Linked DNA regions of Homo sapiens: region 2 is linked to region 1. Evidence: chromatin loops called from intact Hi-C (ENCODE). Cell type or tissue: GM12878. All regions are shown on one strand. Links, peaks and the distances in the headings refer to the core of each region. The heading gives the core; the rest is flanking DNA.

Region 1 (4,393 bases), core at 317-4,316:
CTCAGGGAAACTTCTTAGAGCAGAAAGGCAAATAAAATTCACAAACCAAAATATCTTACATTAACTGGATTTCCACTTATTTATTTGCTTTTTAACAAAGACCTTCACTAACAACAGACCAAACCAATGTTGATAACAACAGTAATGATAAACCAACCAAATCTAGCAAAACTATTTCAACTTAAAATAGGTTAAAGTTGAAGAACATATTTTAGGCACGAGGTGTAACTCTGAATCATAATACACGGTATTTATAAAATATATTTTCAGGTAACCTTTTTACAGAGCTTTACTAATCAGTCACAAGAGGTCAAGGATTATGGAAGTGGGACAATTTTATGGGTGGGCCAAGATTTTGTTATTGATAATGTCAGCAACTAAAGACAACAGCTCTACCAGAAGGAGCCAGGCCTGAGAAGAGGCCACATTCAAGAGACATCAAAGGGTGATCTTATTTAATTCACAATAAATTTGTCTTCAGAGATGACAAACTGATTGCACAGAGGCTGCAGATGCGAGAGAAATAAATGCCCCCCCCCCAACCCACTGTTCCTGTTTCTACGAGTTGTCAAATTCAGCTGACAGCCCTTAGCCCTCTTTAATGGAAAGGCGCCACGGAATTCCATGCCAAGTGCCAAGGGGTAGACAACCTGGCTGTTTAATCTGCATTCTACACTTGGCACCTGGCATAGTGTCTGGTGGGCAGGAGGCACCGAGGAATATTTGTTGTACAAAATTTAAAAAAAAATCATTGAGGAAGAGATCTGGGCAAGGCGGGGAGAGATTGCAGAAAAAAACGCAAGAACAGAGGAATAGCAAAAAACAGGAACTACAAGCAGAGTGCTTAGCAGTCACGAGAGACTGTGCAAATGAAATAACGAAATCATTATTCAGTCCTCTGATATGATTATACAAGGAGACAGAAAAAGCTGACGAAATAACTGCTTTAAAATGTATAATCTTCATCTTGTAAAAATAAAACCGGGATTTTGTAAAGAATGTATATCAAAGTTATACAAAAACATCAAGACTATACAATTTATAGACAGATTTAAATGGAGTCTGCCTGGGGGTTTAAATAAAATCCATCCTACTAAGCATAAAAATAAAATTCGTTTTAAAACAATTACTCTGTGAAATAAAGAATAAACATACTCGTTTAATCTTTAACTAAGCTCATCCTACAATATAATCCACTAAGTCCCCTCACTATGGGACTGGAATGGGACACAGGACGTGACAGGAGGGGAGGGGAGGTGACAGGCTGAGTTCTGAGGCAAGGCTGTGTCCAGATCTCAAGGGGCCGGGGCGGGAGGGTCAGGGGCCCAGCTTTCTCCTCGGGCAAGGAGAGCCAATTGAGGTCTTAAAGGAAGAACTGACTCAATCGAATGTGTATTTCAAAAGATGACCCACAGGTTAAAAGTCCCTAATGAAAAAAGTAGCCATCAGCTGACACAAATACAACACAATTAGGCTAGGCTCTTCAAAGCAGACCTGGCCTCCTCATTTGCTGTTTTAATGGGCATTTAGTCAGCAAGCGGACCTTGGGTCCCGGGTGTAAGGCTCACTGCCCTGGTTTCAAACGCTGTAAAATCCCCTGGACACAGAAAGTCTCCTCAAATGCAGTTCTAAAACCTCCTCCCCATTTTTAAAGGGTAAATGCAGGTTAAATAAAAAGTGCTAGAGTTTGCCCATTGTAAGTTACCAGTGAGCCCGAATTTTCTTCTAAAAAAAAAATACAAAACAAAATACCAAGTCCCTCTTATTTTATGATCTTGCTTTTTCTAAATATTCATATAAGGTGACCTTTTCAAAGCACGGCTTGGAACTGAAAACATGCTGATAATAAATCGTGTTTCTCTGGCTTAATTGAAGCCCTGCCTTAGCCCGGAGTCAGGGCCGCTGCCGTCCATTTCTCAGGGTGCCCAGAGAAGCAGAGCTCAGTGGGCATCCTGGGGCTGCCAGAACCCAGCAGGGGCTCCGGCTCCAGGGGAAAGGTCCCCCCACTGCACTCCCAGCAAGGTTGTTCCTTCAAGGTGAGCTCTTTCCCCAGAATTCCCATGTGGCAGGAAGGAAAATGCTGCACCCACACTTCTATTTTCAATCGCATTTCTGAAAAGCCTCAATGTGGGAGATGCATTGTTAGCAAAGTCCCACAGCTTCAGGGGAATCCTGCCTGTGGGCCCTTGGCTGGCAACCGCTGCATTTTTCTGTCACACAGGACAGGTAGTTCCCGGGCAGAAGAAGACACAGCTCCTGTGACGTGGTGACTGAGCTACGGTGTGGTTACATCAACCAGCTGTTTATGGTGGGGCCAGGGAGTGTTTGCCAGAGAATTTTCAGAGACACTGTCTAAACCCTCAAGTCAATAAGAACATCGTAGGCATAGACAAGAAACGTTTTTTAAAATTTACTTTTACTTTTTTTTTTTTTAATGAAACATACACTCCTATAAAAGGAGACAACACAGTTCTTGTTCTTTAGAAGTTTACGGTCTCTCAGGGGAGGCAAACCCAGACCCAGACATGGAAAAGACATAAAAACACACAAAGAAACCACAGTCCCAGCATAAAGGAAGTGGTTATGTGGAAGCGCAGCTCAAGTGCTGGGGGATGTGTGTGTGTGTGTGGGCGGGGGGGTGACCAGTCTTCAGAGTCCCTCAACAGAGCCCACTTACTCTCCTAAAGTTCTAGCACCTGAAGACAGAAAGAAGAACGTTCCAAAAGCAAGCCAGTAAGTATGTCAGCGTTGAGGGATACATTTTTCTTTATTTTATCTGGTGGCCTTTCTAAATGTGTTGGTGTCATTTTTACAGTTAACAATGTAAATGCACTGCTGTATATCAGTATATAAGAGATACTTCTAGAAAGAAGACCAACAGGGACAGTGGCTCCTCTCAACGAGGGCTGTGATTATGCTCAGAGTAAAAATTACTGAGGACACAAAGGCGGGGCTGATGGCATGAGTGAACCTGGCAGTCACCCTCCAGTGACGTTCCCAGAACTATTTCAGAGGCAGATGTCACTTTTCTCAGCTTCCCATCTGACACGGTTTGGATGTGTGACCCCTCCAAATCTCATGTTGAAATGAGATCCCCAATGTTGGAGGTGGGGCTTGGTGGGAGGCATTGGACCCTGGAGGATCCCTTGTGAATGGCTCGGCACCATCCCCTTGGTGATGAGTGAGTTCTTACTCAGTTCATGAGACTGCTGGCTGTGACAGTAAGGCATGATGGCTCACACCTGTAATCCTAGCACTTTGGGAGACTGCGGTTGGAGGATGACTTGGGCTCAGGAACTGGAGACCAGCCTGGACAACACAGTGAGACCCCATCTCTAAAAAAAAAAAAAGAAAAAAATTTTTTTTTCTGGGCACGGTGGGACATGCTTGTGGTCCCAGCTATTCAAGAGGCTGAGGTGGGAGGATCAACTGAGGGCAGGAGATTGGGGCTTGAATGAGATGTGATCGCACCACTGCACTCTAGACTGGGTGAAAATGCAAGACCTATTTCAAGAAAAAATAAAAATAAGAGTGGCACCTCCCCCTTCTCTTGCTCCCCCTCTCGTCATGTGACAGCCTGCTCCCTCTTCGCCTTCTGCCCTGATTAGAAGCATCCTGAGGCCTCTCCAGGAGAGGATGCCAGTGCCATGCTTCCTAGACACCCTACAGAACCATGAGCCAAATGAACTCCTTTCTTTATAAACTACCCAGCTTCAGGTACTTCTTTATAGCAACTAAAGAATGGACTAGTACATTACCCAATAGCAGGCCTGTGGGCCAGTTTTCTGGGTCAACGTTGATCCCTTCTACTATTCCTGTTAACTTAAACCCTGAGGAGTAAAATGGACTAATGTGCCCGTCCAAAATCCCTCCGTCTCCCACCTGGAGGACACTCACAAGGAAACAGCTGCTTTCACTGGGAGCTGGGGAGAAAAACTTTCTATTCCCTTAAAGGCAGAACCTCAGAGCCTCAAGTGGGGCCATGAGGCTGCCTTGGGAAGAGGGAGATGCAGGAGGCTCTAGACTTGGGTGAGAGCTTGCAAGGCGCATGCACAGCTTCCCAGTCCCCATGACCCAGGTGCAATTCATATGGGAAGAGCTGTCCACACTGCCACTGATGTTTGCTGTGGGAATGAAAACAAACAAGCAAGGCTCCCCAAACAGAGCTAGAAAGGCCTTCAGGGAACACAGGACAAGAAAGATGATGAGAACTCACATTCCCTGGGTCCCTACTGTGTTCCAGGCACAGCTCAAATACAGCCTTTACATGGATTTACCCAGGGAGTTCTATGGGAGTGATCACTGGAATTCTCTCTGTATTAAGATGAGGAGACAGACACAGAGAGGTTAAGTCACTTACCTAAAAACAAACCAGTTTTTAGGTAAGTGGAGT
Region 2 (4,393 bases), core at 236-4,235, 74 kb after region 1:
CTGTGTGTCCAGCATTTCAATCCCATGACGTTGATTAAAGCAGGAAGTAAGGAGTCACAGCTGCCAAATTTTCACCATGGCCACCGTGCTCTGTGATGTGTCACAAAGGCATTTGCCAATCATGCAATCAACCATTTACTGAGAACCTGCTTTGTTGCTCAACTCTGTGCTGGCGACTCTCAGGAAGACAGGGAAGGTATAAGGCGGCTTATACGCCAATCATTTTTACCCTGCCTATTTTCCAAAAAGTGATCGAGGTTTCCTAATACAATACTTGGCTCTTGTTCTTGACAAGGGTTAAGATAACAGCAGTTGTTATCAAGAAATATAACTTCGTGCTCACCTGTGGGGAAGAGACTCTCAAGTGTTGTGGGGTTAAGGGGACGATTCCCTAAGAGCTAGGCTGGTCAGGATGCCTTCCTGGAGGAGGAAGGTCTAAGACTGGACCTGACAAGGCAGTTTCTGTGGGAGGCAGAGGGAGCCTAGACCAGGCAGAGGGGAAGGCAGGGGCCAGGAGGTCAGGGGAGGGAGGATTGCTGGATTGGAGGACTCATTACCATATGATCGTTTCTAAAACACGACTTGTTGTTAAGTCATTTCCTTTGGGTGAAAGTGAAAGTGTATTTCCTTCCCCCCTCCTCCCACCACCCCCAGCCCGCCAAATCAGTGAAATATTAGATTCTAAGAGTCAGAATGAAACCAGTGGTGTCTTTTTTTGGCATTCTCAATGGCAAGAATTCAGCACCTTTTTTTAGTACCACTTGTTTGCAGGTGGCAGGAGTGCTAATTAGACAGAGCCACTAACAATTTTCCTGGGTGGCTCTGATTCCCAAACTGACATGAGACACTGCTTGGGCGTTTAAGAGAGCAGCTTCCGCTCTCTCCATTGGTAATGGGATTCTTCATCCATGGTGTCCGGAGGAATGGACTGAAGAGTTGCTCAGTATATAGTTATTGGTTGTTAAATTGTTGACAGTGATCAAAATGTCACTTTCCTTTTTCAATGTTAAAGAAGGGGCCGGTGTTTCTCTATGACAGATTATTAAAAATAAGACCCAGACGATTGTTAGGATAGATTGCAAGGAAAATTTAGTTTGAATTTTAGAGTGTTTTTTCACTCACTGAAGCATGTTCACTAATGATAAAATTCAGGAGACTTTTTTTTTTTGAGACAGAGTCTCACTCTATCACCCAGGCTGGAGTGCAATGGCATGATCTTGGCTCACTACAACCTCTACCTTCCAGTTCAAGAGATTTCTCCTGCCTCAGCCTCCGATGTAGCTGAGACTACAGGTGTGTGCCACCACGCTGGCGAATTTTTATTTTTATTTTTAGTAGAGATGAGGTTTCACCATGTTGGCCAGGCTGGTCTTGAACTCCTGACCTCAAGTGTTCTGCCTGCCTCTGCCTCCCAAAGTGCTGGAATTACAGGCCTGAGCCACCATGCCCGGCCAAAATTCAGGAGACTTTTGAGAGAGGATTGAGCCCTGATAGCTCTTGGCATAAATGTATTTTTAAGCTGTTTTTAAGAAAAAAGAGGTAAAGGTCCCACCTACCTCCTGTTCAACTCTAGAATCCATCAGTGCCACTGTTTCCATCTCCCTCTGGGTTTTTGGTAGGACGTAGGGCCAGTATCAGGTTTGTAATTATGGTCATTTTGGAGCCCCCAGTTGGGCCAGAGGAAGGCCAGTGACCACTCACCCAGCACAGGTGGTGACTGCTCTGCCTTGACCGTCCCCAGGACAGGGACCCTCCACTGTCCTCTGCCCTCTGCTGGGACCCAGGCAGCCTGAGAGGGGACCCAGTCCACATGGGCTACAGGGGGAGCACAGCAGGAGGAGACAGGATGACCTCGTGGTGACTTGGCAGTGAATCTCATTTTCATCAGCTATTTATTGAACACGCCTGGGTCCAGGGCTCTGTCTCAGGTGTTACTGGTAATCACCGTACCCCCCCCCCCCCCCCCCCCCGCCCCACAGCTGAAGTAGCCTGTCACGGTCACAAGCAAATGACAGCCTGTCTTCCAAGACACACATTCTCTATTCTCCCTGGAGATGGAAGTGTTGGGGGTCAAGTTTCATGCAGCCTCAGAGTCTGAGATTAACCTCGGTTTGCAGTGTGAAGTATCTAGTGGTTTCAGCTATTTTGGGTCCTCTGGACTATGTAAATCTGTATCTCCTCTTCATGTTCACCCCTACCAGAATCTGTGAAGCTGCACACACTTTCTGTGCTGAGGGGTCCAGGAGGAAACATTTATGAGACCACACCCAGTGGAAACATGAATGTTAACAGCATTGCTGAGGCTTCATGCCCAGGGAACAGAGGGTGACAAGGAAGGGATGATTTCACCAGGGTACCTGCTGAATATTTACCGAGGGTCTTAAAAATAGCCTAAAGTCTGTGATACAAGCCACCATCTGGTCCAGGTGCACCTTACTGTAAGAAAATATGATATATGAAAATTCAAAATTGTAAAGCAGAAGGATTTTCTAGTTTGCATCACAAAAGGATTCATGGGCTTCCCTTGAGTGAACCTATTCCCTTAGATACTTAATCTGTGGCTGATTTACTGGAAATTCAGTTCACATCCAACTGGTCAGAAACACACTAATTTATTTTCATTTATTTAAGATGTATCACCCAGCTACTTCCAAGAGGCCTTGAGCAACTCACAGGTTAACTCACAGGTTAAAACACGGGGCAAAAGAAGGCTTTTAGGAATGAAACAGGATAGGTGATGAGGTAGAGGCCTCAGGCACTCATGATGAATGGTTTGCCACAATTAGGCTCTAAGGAAAATAGTGCAAATATGCCGGGTTACCTGACTGTAGAAAGGAAGGAACATTTCTATCAGGTTATAAAATGGTTTGAATAGTAACTACTTAAAAATCAGAGACTATTACAAATGGAAGAATGTAGTATTGTTGAGATAAAAGGTTTCTCCTCTAGACTTTTGGAAACAAATGCTAACTGTGGAAAAGTATAACGCTGTAGGCCTGTTAACATTTTTCACTGCTCTCAAACCCTTAAAAATATTTACCAGACAATTTTCGTTAAAAAAATTTCAATCCTTTGTAGATTCATTTATTGCAGATTCAGGAAAATGATTGCGAATCAGACACATCTCCTTTAGGTGGCTGTGAATTTTCCTAGAATGCAATGAGTATTTTTTAGTTAAAGTCTAAACCCTCAATAATGTCGATATGGCTTCAGGACAACTTCAAAATTAGAGAGTTCTGGCTAATGTAAAATTTCACTAGATACACTCAGAATTTAAATAGGAGAATAGGCAGCTTTAGGAAAGAGTCAGAACAAGATTTGAAATCTAAGATATTTCTATACCAGTCTACAGGTAAAATCTTTTTTTTTTTTTTTTTTTTTGAGACACAGTCTCACTCTGTGCCCAGCCTGGAGTGCAGTGGTACGATCTTGGCTCACTGCAAACTCTGCTTCTGGGTACAAGCAATTCTTGTGACTCATCCTTCCGAGTAGCTGGGATTATAGGAGTGTGCCACCACACCCAGCTAATTTTTAGTACAGACAGGGTTTCTCTATGTTGGCCAGGCTAGTCTCGAACTCCTGGTCTTAAGTGATCCACCTGCCTCGGCCTCCCAAAGTTCTGGGATTACAGGTCTGAGACACTGTGCCTGGCAGTCTACAGGTAAATTCAATTAAACTGAATTTGAGATTTTAAAAGGGTACAGCTGTGACTTATCATTATACTCAAGGCCAGTTTTACTGGGAATTAAAATTGACGTGTGGCAGTTGATGTATATGTGTTGTTCAAAAGCAATGGAACGGTGAATTGGGGCGACAGTACATGAAATAATGATGTACGAATGATGACAATGTCAGCAAAAGCAGATAGTAGTTCAGCACTTACTATGCAACAGACACTGCTTAAAACTCTATTTTTCTTGTTTCTTTTTATTTTAAATATTTAGTAATATTTAACAATATTACATATTTTTATATGTAAATATGTACATATTTAAATATGCAATAATTTTCATGCAGACACGTAGTAGGAGGGAGTCCGGCTAGATGAAGGTTAAAGCTTCATCTGTCTCAAAACCAGAGTGGAAGTTGAACAGTGCCTTGCTCTGGGAAGCTCCGGGCATTCCTAGATGATGGCTGCATCTTACATGCTGCTGAAGTCTGACCTAAAGGAGACTGAAAGATAAGATGAGAATGAATGAAAGAAGCCCAACTGTATTAGTCATTTATTGCTGCCTATCAAATTTACCCAAAACTTAGCAGCTTAAAACAAACAAGATTTATTACCTCACACACTATCTGACGGTCAGGAATCGAAGAGCAGTGTGGCTGGGTGGTCCCGGCTCCGTGTTTCTCACAAAGTTGCAGTCAGACGTCAGCTGAGGCTACAGTCATC

What was found. A loop is a pair of places that touch in the nucleus more often than their neighbours do. Peaks named below come from ENCODE experiments on the same cell type or tissue, not always from the same donor. Only the 100,000 strongest peaks of a DNase experiment are listed, where the experiment ranks them.
Region 2: it touches region 1 in a loop (6-fold over the local background); 9 of 110 quality-filtered maps call a loop at or near these places.

The regions. Positions count from the first base shown.
Region 1 is chr2:23,451,149-23,455,541 of GRCh38, reverse strand. The region is part of intron 1 of KLHL29 (kelch like family member 29); the gene reads right to left. The region is part of intron 1 of LOC124907741 (a long non-coding RNA gene); the gene reads left to right. Among named protein-coding and RNA genes, the nearest start is that of LINC02923, 66 kb to the right of the region's middle. RefSeq lists enhancers at 1,509-2,008, 2,373-2,432, 2,009-2,510, 3,053-3,152. In GM12878, for the core only: no CTCF peak of the experiment used is centred there; DNase peaks (open chromatin) are centred at 2,251 and 3,073; H3K4me3 peaks cover 453 bases; H3K27ac peaks cover 1,432 bases.
Region 2 is chr2:23,377,024-23,381,416 of GRCh38, reverse strand. It overlaps LINC02923 (long intergenic non-protein coding RNA 2923), which reads left to right. Exons shown (of 6, transcript NR_187213.1): 1 at 1-196. Among named protein-coding and RNA genes, the nearest start is that of KLHL29, 6.0 kb to the left of the region's middle. RefSeq lists an enhancer at 623-842. In GM12878, for the core only: no CTCF peak of the experiment used is centred there; DNase peaks (open chromatin) are centred at 676 and 1,946; H3K4me3 peaks cover 1,076 bases; H3K27ac peaks cover 2,056 bases.